3 separate regions of the Mus musculus genome follow, and all the other regions are linked to region 2. The links are chromatin loops, found by intact Hi-C in ENCODE. Cell type or tissue: gastrocnemius. All regions are shown on one strand.

Region 1 (2,500 bases), 120 kb after region 2:
CCTGGCGCACGTTCCTATAGCCCAGCGGCTCTCAACCTGTGGTCATGACCTCTTCACAGGGTCTTCTAAGACCATGGGAAAACACAGATATTTACACTGTGATTCGTAACAGTAGCACAGTTACACTTATGTAGTAGCTATGAAATAATTTTATGGTTGGGGCTCACCACAACATGAGGAACTGTATTAAAGGGTGGCAACGTTAGGAAGGGTGAAAACCACTGTTATAACCTGTTCTTCCTAGTTTTTCAATTTTTCATTTCTATAAAATGTTATAATCTCATCTACCATCTATAAGATCACAAACACTTACTTTGATATCAAAGATGGCATTTTTTAGTAGTTATGAGCACAAGATAGAGTCAGAGTTCTGAATTTGGGCCTCCGGTTACCTCATTTAGAGACTAGCATCATAATACTTCATTGTATTGTTATGAGAAGTAAACTAATAATTAACTATAAATACATTTTTAAGTGGCCAAAGGGAAAGAGTATTCAGGGTAACTATTAAATACTTAATAATTTTTTTCCAAAGTTCTGTTTTCTTATCTTAACCAAGCAGACTGAAAAAAAATCAATGTTGTTTTTGTTTGTTTTGTTTTCCTTAATTAGGTGGGGAAGTCTGTGTCTCGGGAGAAAAAAGATCAGGAGTCTTCCTCTTTAATAGAAACTGACAAGAAGCCAGAAGTTAAGGAACTAGCCAGTTCTTCACGTTTGAGCAAACAGGCCCTTCCTCGGGACAGTCTTCCTGCAAATAGCCAGCCACCTCGGAGGGGCCGCTGTGGGAGGAAGAACAGAAAGACACAAGAACGCTTTGGTGATAAAGATTCTAAGATGCTTGTGGATGAGACACTATCCGCTTCTCAAGAGCAATATGGAGACTGCGAGGAAAAGTCAGAAACCTCCCAAGAACGGTTCACTGAGATGGAAGAGCAGTTGGCAGCCCCTCAAGTGCAAGCAGACGGGAAACCAGACATCCCCAAGGGGAGGTTCAGTGAGAGCGTTGAGTTGTGGCGAGGACAGCTGAAGAAAAGCCCTGAGACCCTGAAGTGCCGATTGCCAGAAGGAAATGACCGGCTTCCGTGCTGCTACACCGATGGTGACAGGGCTGTCTTTAGGGGCTTCAGCGAGAGCAGTGAGGAGGAGGAAGAGCCAGAGAGTCCCCGGTCAAACTCGCCACCAATTCTCACGAAGCCCACACTGAAAAGAAAGGTGATGCATCTTTGTGTTCGTCCTCTGTAGTTGAGGCTTGCTATGTGGCTTGCTGTGCCGTGCAGTTCTGCAGTAGAGCACACGAGGCTCATGCGCTGTCTCATAAACTCGTGCAGACGCACGAGGGCAAGTAACTAAAGTCCTGGAAAGTGTAGCTCCTGGTACGGTGGCACTGACTGCTTTTTGGCAGACATGTCCCAAGCTGTGGTCTGCATTGCCCAGGCCAGTCACAATGCAGGCTGCCACACTCCAGCCAGGAGAGGAGAGGCAGCTATCTCACCCAGAGCCACGAGGTCATTCCTTTCTGTAGCAGGGGTATTAAAAAGTGCAAGGCTGTTTAAAGGAAGACCTTTAAGAATGTATTTTAGATTTGCACCGTTAATGCAAAGACATAACACAAAATTCTCATAAGCTCCAGACTCTGTGCCTGTGTGAGGCACATTCGTCACAGTTCAACATAGGCGTTACTTAGTACAGACCATGCTTTATTCAGAGTTCTCGTTGGCCTCAGTGGCCTTTCTCTGCTTAGGATCCCACCGAACTTTCCATGTTATGTTAGTTATTCTCTTCTGGGTTGTGAATTTCTCAGACTTTGATTGTCTTTAGTATGACCTTGAAGGTTGTGAGTTCAAGTATTTTATCTGTTATCCATCATTAACTAGAATGAGGTAATGTATTTGAGAGTAAGGCAAAGGAGGCAGAGAAGCAAGCACTAGTCTCATCACATCATCTGGTGGGTATTGTATTGTGTGGCATATGGGAGTCAGGTAGAGGACTCCACTTTGCTGTTGGCCTTGGCCCTCCTGGGTTTCTCTGCTGCTGCTGTTACTTTGTTTCCCCTTTTTCCTGGGGAAGAGGAAAGGCATGAGTGCAGATCGGGCTTAGCCTGGGTGTGGCTACTCACTATAGCAGCAGAGCACCTGCATAGGTTACATAGGTCCCTTCTGCTGTCGCCATTAGAAAGGACCTGGTACTTGAGTTTGTAGCACTGTTTTAAACTTAGCGCCTCCCATCCAGCACTGGCCATGTTTGTTGTGTTGCTCCTGTTTATACTCACAGTATCATCGTCATGGCGAGTTTCTTTTGTTTTAAGTGCTTTCTGATAGTACAAGGTCCTACAAATTTATCTGAAATATTTCTTGCCTCCGCTGCAGAATCAGCCCTTCTCTAAGGAGCAGAGCTATTTTTACTCTAACTTGAAAATTCTCAGTAGATTTTGAAGTAGAGAAAAATTAAAGTGATTAACTCTCCTGTTGATTGCATGATCATAAAGAATGTATCTTTGCAG
Region 2 (2,500 bases):
CCTCAAATCAGATGGAAGGTGAGGAGTGATATTCTGACTCCTACAAGTGTTTCCATGCACAAATGCAAACGCGTACCTCATACATGCAAAAACGGGTGTGTGTGTGTGTGTGTGTTTATTTTCCCTTTCGTTTTGTTACTTGAGACAGTTTCGCTGAACAATTCTGGCTGGCCGGGAAGTCTCCAGATCGGGACAGCTTTGAACTGTTTCCCTCTGCCTCCCGCCTCCGGAGTGCTGGGATTAAAGGCTTGTGCTGCCCACCTGGTCGCTACTCACCCGGGGCCGGGCGCGCGCGGGGGAGGGGTGTGAGAAGAAATTTTAAAAATAATTTCAAAGCTTAAAAAAAAAAAAAAGAACGATTTGTGACATTGCCTCATACGTCCCGTTTGAAATTACAGAAGAAATAGTCATCAAATGAGAAGATTTCCGGAGGAAGAAAAGAGATTGGTCCAAAAAAAAAGAAGTTTTCAAATAACATACTTAGTTTCTAAGTAGTTATTTAGATAAAGATTACTCTCAGAAGCAAACCAAACCTCTGCTTTGCAAACATTTGTCTACTGTGTGCCAGACCCAGCTGCTTCCTGTTCATCAAATGTGGGTTTTTTTGTAGCTAGAAGTGAAGACCAGAAAAACTTCCTCTGTCAAGTCACCTCCTGGGTTTCCTTTTCTCTGCGTGGCTTACTTAGCATTGCCTGAGTGTTACAGGTGGCCTTTTTATCATTTGAGAATGAGTTTTCAAGTTTTGTTAAAAGTTGACTCAGTGAGATGTGACGCAGCTGCCCCAGAATTCCCTTCAGCATCTGCCTTTATTAAGTACAATGTAAGGAAGACCGTGACCACTCCCTCCCACAGACCAGACGCGGAAATGTGACTTTGTATAACTCGTCCTATGCTCCTCAGCACACAGACACCAGCCTATTTTTCTCTGCACACTGTTCCGCCTTCTCTCTCTTGATCTATTCTCTTAGGCTGTACTCCCCCCCACGCCCAGTTCCCCAGACAGATCTTGTAAGCTCCATCTGTCCTCATTCTAGGATTCCTCAGACAGCTTATAGGCGTGTGGACCTATAAGAACCTCCCAACTCCCAAATTCACGTGGCAGCCAAAGATTTTTTTTTTCTGGCGCTATAGATTTTTTTTTATTTTTTAAAAAGTTCCTTCATAGAATAGACAAAGTAAATATTGAGAATTTCATCAAAAATACAAGTTCTTTGAAAGTGCATAATCATTGAAAATAACCATCTGAAACACAAAACAAATCATCTTGATTGTTTACATAACCATTCTGTCTTTTCAGCCAAGAAAGCTCTAGCTGTTCAAATGTGAACGCCACTAGAAAAGCGACAATAGGGAGTCCCACGGAGCTTTTGCGCAGCGGCGGACTGGGCAGTGCGCTCTTGGCCACGGAAGGTGGCGCTGCTGAGCCTGCGGGGACAGGCTCTCTGGACCCAACCATCCTGGCTAAAAAAGAAACTTGCGGCTTCCACAGTGAATTCCCGGGGGTGACTCCTTTCTAGTCCACCGCAAAGGCGGGAAATAAAGCCGGCCCCCGCGGACAAAGCGGCGCCTCCACCCACGCAGCTGCGGGGAGTCGGGAGGGTAGGGGAGGAGGCGGAGGATGGTTGCCATGGCGACGAGCCAGCATCTGAAGCCGCTGAATGGACTCTTTGTTTTGAAGCCAGCTGACGGGTGGTGCGGTTTCTAAGGTGCAGGGGGAGGCGGGTCTCGCCGGAGTCACTCGGGTTGCGCTGCGGGGACCATCGGCTCCCACGCAGGCCTGCCCTGGGATGGCGCCGGACACCTGCTTCCTGTCCACATCGACTCCGCTAAGGACTGGGCGAGCAGGCTCAGGGAAGCCAAACAGAATCAGTTTGCCGGAAGAAAAACAGAAAGGGAGCTCCTTACAGAGACTAGAAGTGGCCAGCGCTGGCCTCTCCCTTGTGAAAGTTGGTCCCTGGGGCGAGCTGAAGGGGTAGAGATTTCCCTGAGTACTCAATAATCAGTATGTATGGTATGGGGTAGCGAGTGTGAGCGCTGGCGTGTGTATTTGCATTTCAGGAAGTGGTTGCTTAGGCAGCTGTGAGACTAGCGGTTGGGAAATGGAAACTCTCAGAGCAGCCTGTAGTTTTCAGTTTTGCCGTGTGTACTAAGCGCTATGTGTAAAGCAAAAGCAAAAGTTTAAACAAGTTTAAACAAGGAACGTCCGTGTGTTGGAATACCCTCTGTCTACCTAATGGGCTTTGGAACACTGGAGAGCACCCGAAACTTTATTTAATACTTGAATTTTAAAAAATATGCAGGCATAAACTGATACCACTAGCCTGCAGACAGGTCATCAGGCAAACGGAACAGCAAAACCTGCCGTCCTTCTCATCTTGTAGGATGCGGAAGGAGATCGTCATTATTGAAGAAGCTCATTGCATAATTCAGCCATAACAGCGTTCTTTCACCAAAGTTCTAAAGAAGATTTATAAGTAGGGAAGGTTTTTCTCAAAAGTTT
Region 3 (2,500 bases), 51 kb after region 2:
CACATCAAAGCCTCCATTCTGATGAAAAGATCAGGACTGCAGTCAGGTACTCCCAGCTCACTCTCAGGATGGGAAACCCAAGGCTGCCAACGTGCTCACCTCTTCTGGGAGCACATTCAGGAGGACTTGAAGGTGCTGGATGATGCTTGTCTAACTGACTGACACCTGAGTGCCCCCAGTAACTGCACATTGCTTTCACCTTTGGTTTCTTAAATACTCCTGTCATTAGATTTTTAAAATTGTCTGTGATATTTAACATTCTACCTGGTGAATTTCTAAGTGATAAAATAATACTGTTAGTTTCAATCAAGTTATAATAAGGAAATTATGTCCTGGGTCACAGTCACTTAGAATGGACCCAGAATAAACTCTTTTATTCCCTTTAAGATGAGGACTGTAGCTTTTTTGATTGACAGAGGAAATAATCTTCAGCTGTCTGAATTGTCTCAAAGATCAACAAACAACACCCCCCCCCCCCAACTCCAGAGTTACACTAAATTCTGCCATTTCGGACAGCAGGTGGACTTGCAAAACTGATTTTTTTTGCTGCAAAACTTATAAAGATCTCTGAGTATGCCCTTTAGTAATGTATATCTAAAACAAACAAACAAACAAGCAAACAGGTGCGTGCGTGCATGCGTGTGTCCATTCTTGGAGGCCTGTGGATGATACTATGTGTCTTTGCCGTAACATTGTCTACCATATTCCCTTGAGATGGGGAGTCCACTGAGTCTTGATCTTGGTCATCCTCCTGTCTTCAAATTTCTCTTCCACTAGTAATGGAATACAATTTGGGGTTTGTAGAGAAGTGGTTTTGGGTGATCCAATAAACCTCTCCACAACTGCTTGTTATCAACATCAGTATAGGGCACTGCAGGCCCTTTGCGTGAGTTTCCCAGGCTAGTATTAATATGGAATAGTTTCAACAGTCTAGTGTGCATAGTCGTCTGGGCAAGAATTAGGGTGGAGGAGGGCTACTCAGATCTGAAAGCAGGGAATGAGGTTTGGAGACAGGACATGAGGTGAGGTGTAAACTTATTTCTCAGACGCTTACAAATGCTTATTCACTATAAGCGCTGTTTTGAGCCCTTGGCATCATGTTGGTTAGATGCTGGGATGCCAAATGGCACTGTCGAAGAACATTAACCTGGGAATATACTAAAAGCATTACGACTACACCTGAACTGTAAAGTGAATAAAGCACAAAACCAACAAAGTAATATCAAAGTTATGGCAGCGACTAGCAGGTGTTTTTTTCCTTTTTGGTAAAGCTATGATAAAATGAGGTGGCGGGGGGTTAACAGTCTAGGAAGGGGACATAAACCAAGTGCAAGGGTAGCAGCAATACAAGTCTCAAGCTGTTGAGCTTTAACGTCTTTCCAGGGAAGGGGTATGTGTGTGTGGGACTCAATCTCAAGAGTTTCTAGTGGACCAAAGACAAAGAAACAGGTAGCCAGTAGCGGAGAGGCTTGCCCTAGCCAAGAGTCTCTGCGGTTCAGCCATCAAACTGCACAGGGTAGGAAAAGAAGAGAAAGACCCAGGTTCCACAAGCAACCGTGCCATAATAGCTGTGTGACCTTGTCCAAGTCCTAGAAACCGAGCTCGGTGGGTGGTGTTTCTTATAAACATGTTTCCAAGGTTTAGTGACTTGCGGGCAGGGGGGTCAGTCAAGTGCCCTAGGTGGGCATCTTGTTGGCTGACAAGGAGTGTCCAACTTCGTGCCCTCTCCCCTTTCTAGCCAGACTATTCTTTGAACCACGGGGGGATGAGCAGCTGGAGTGCAGAGTGAGCAGAAAGGCGAAGGCAAAAGAAGGAACTCCTGCCACCCGCGTTCCCCCGCCCAGCCACGGAGCTCCCGAAGCCACTGTGTGTGTGTGTGTGTGTGTGTGTCCCCGACCCTGCAAGGCAGCCGCGGGTGCACGCCCCCGGGCGCTAACAAGGGCCTGGGAACCCGGGCGGACGCCGCGCGCCGGGAGCTCCGAGCTTCCTAGCTCCGAGGTTTCGGCGTCGCGCCGAAGCCGCCCCACCCAAGCGCCCGCCCGCCCGCCCGCCCGCCCGCCCGCCCGCTCCAAGTTTCCCGGGCTGTATAATCCGGGTGCACCTTCCGCCTGTGGCCTCGCCATTCTGCCCGATCGCTGCGCGTGAGAAAGGAGGAGGGGACGCCCCCAGCTGTTGGCCTCCAGCCCGGCCAACTCCCGCTTCCACCCGGGCTTCGGCCTTTTGTACCCGCCCCACGTGACCCGCCCAGCGGCTCCCTCCACCCCGCCCCCCGTGGCCCCGCCCTCCGGCCCTTCCCGGCGACGAGCCGGCTCTTCCAGCTACCGGCCGCCCCCCTCCCGCGCTCCTCCGCTCCCTCCCTCCCGCCCGCCCGCGCAGGCTGTTCCCGCTCCCTCCCCAGGCAGCCGTTCCCTCGCGACGCTCCCCTCCCCCCGCGGCTGTTCCGCCGCTTGGCCTCCCCTCCCCCCAGTCGGAGCTCACTGTCTCCAAGATGGCGGCCGTG

Evidence for each region. Peaks named below come from ENCODE experiments on the same cell type or tissue, not always from the same donor. Only the 100,000 strongest peaks of a DNase experiment are listed, where the experiment ranks them.
Region 1: it touches region 2 in a loop (2.6-fold over the local background); 3 of 42 quality-filtered maps call a loop at or near these places.
Region 3: a loop joins it to region 2, with 6 times the contacts of the local background. A loop is called at or near these places in 34 of 42 quality-filtered maps.

What each region holds. Positions count from the first base shown.
Region 1 is chr8:22,931,503-22,934,002 of GRCm38, forward strand. It overlaps Kat6a (K(lysine) acetyltransferase 6A), which reads left to right. Exons shown (of 18, transcript NM_001081149.2): 16 at 613-1,212. Among named protein-coding and RNA genes, the nearest start is that of Ank1, 42 kb to the right of the region's middle. In gastrocnemius, no CTCF peak of the experiment used is centred here; DNase peaks (open chromatin) are centred at 971 and 1,384.
Region 2 is chr8:22,806,539-22,809,038 of GRCm38, forward strand. It overlaps a transcript of Ap3m2 not described here. Among named protein-coding and RNA genes, the nearest start is that of Ap3m2, 2.1 kb to the left of the region's middle. In gastrocnemius, a CTCF peak has its summit at 1,409; DNase peaks (open chromatin) are centred at 248, 926, 1,476 and 1,555; H3K4me3 peaks cover 2,500 bases; H3K27ac peaks cover 2,500 bases.
Region 3 is chr8:22,857,070-22,859,569 of GRCm38, forward strand. It overlaps Kat6a (K(lysine) acetyltransferase 6A), which reads left to right and starts at 2,477. Exons shown (of 18, transcript NM_001081149.2): 1 at 2,477-2,500. All of the region lies in intron 1 of Gm46036 (a long non-coding RNA gene), which reads right to left. In gastrocnemius, no CTCF peak of the experiment used is centred here; DNase peaks (open chromatin) are centred at 1,128 and 2,299; H3K4me3 peaks cover 1,262 bases; H3K27ac peaks cover 1,168 bases.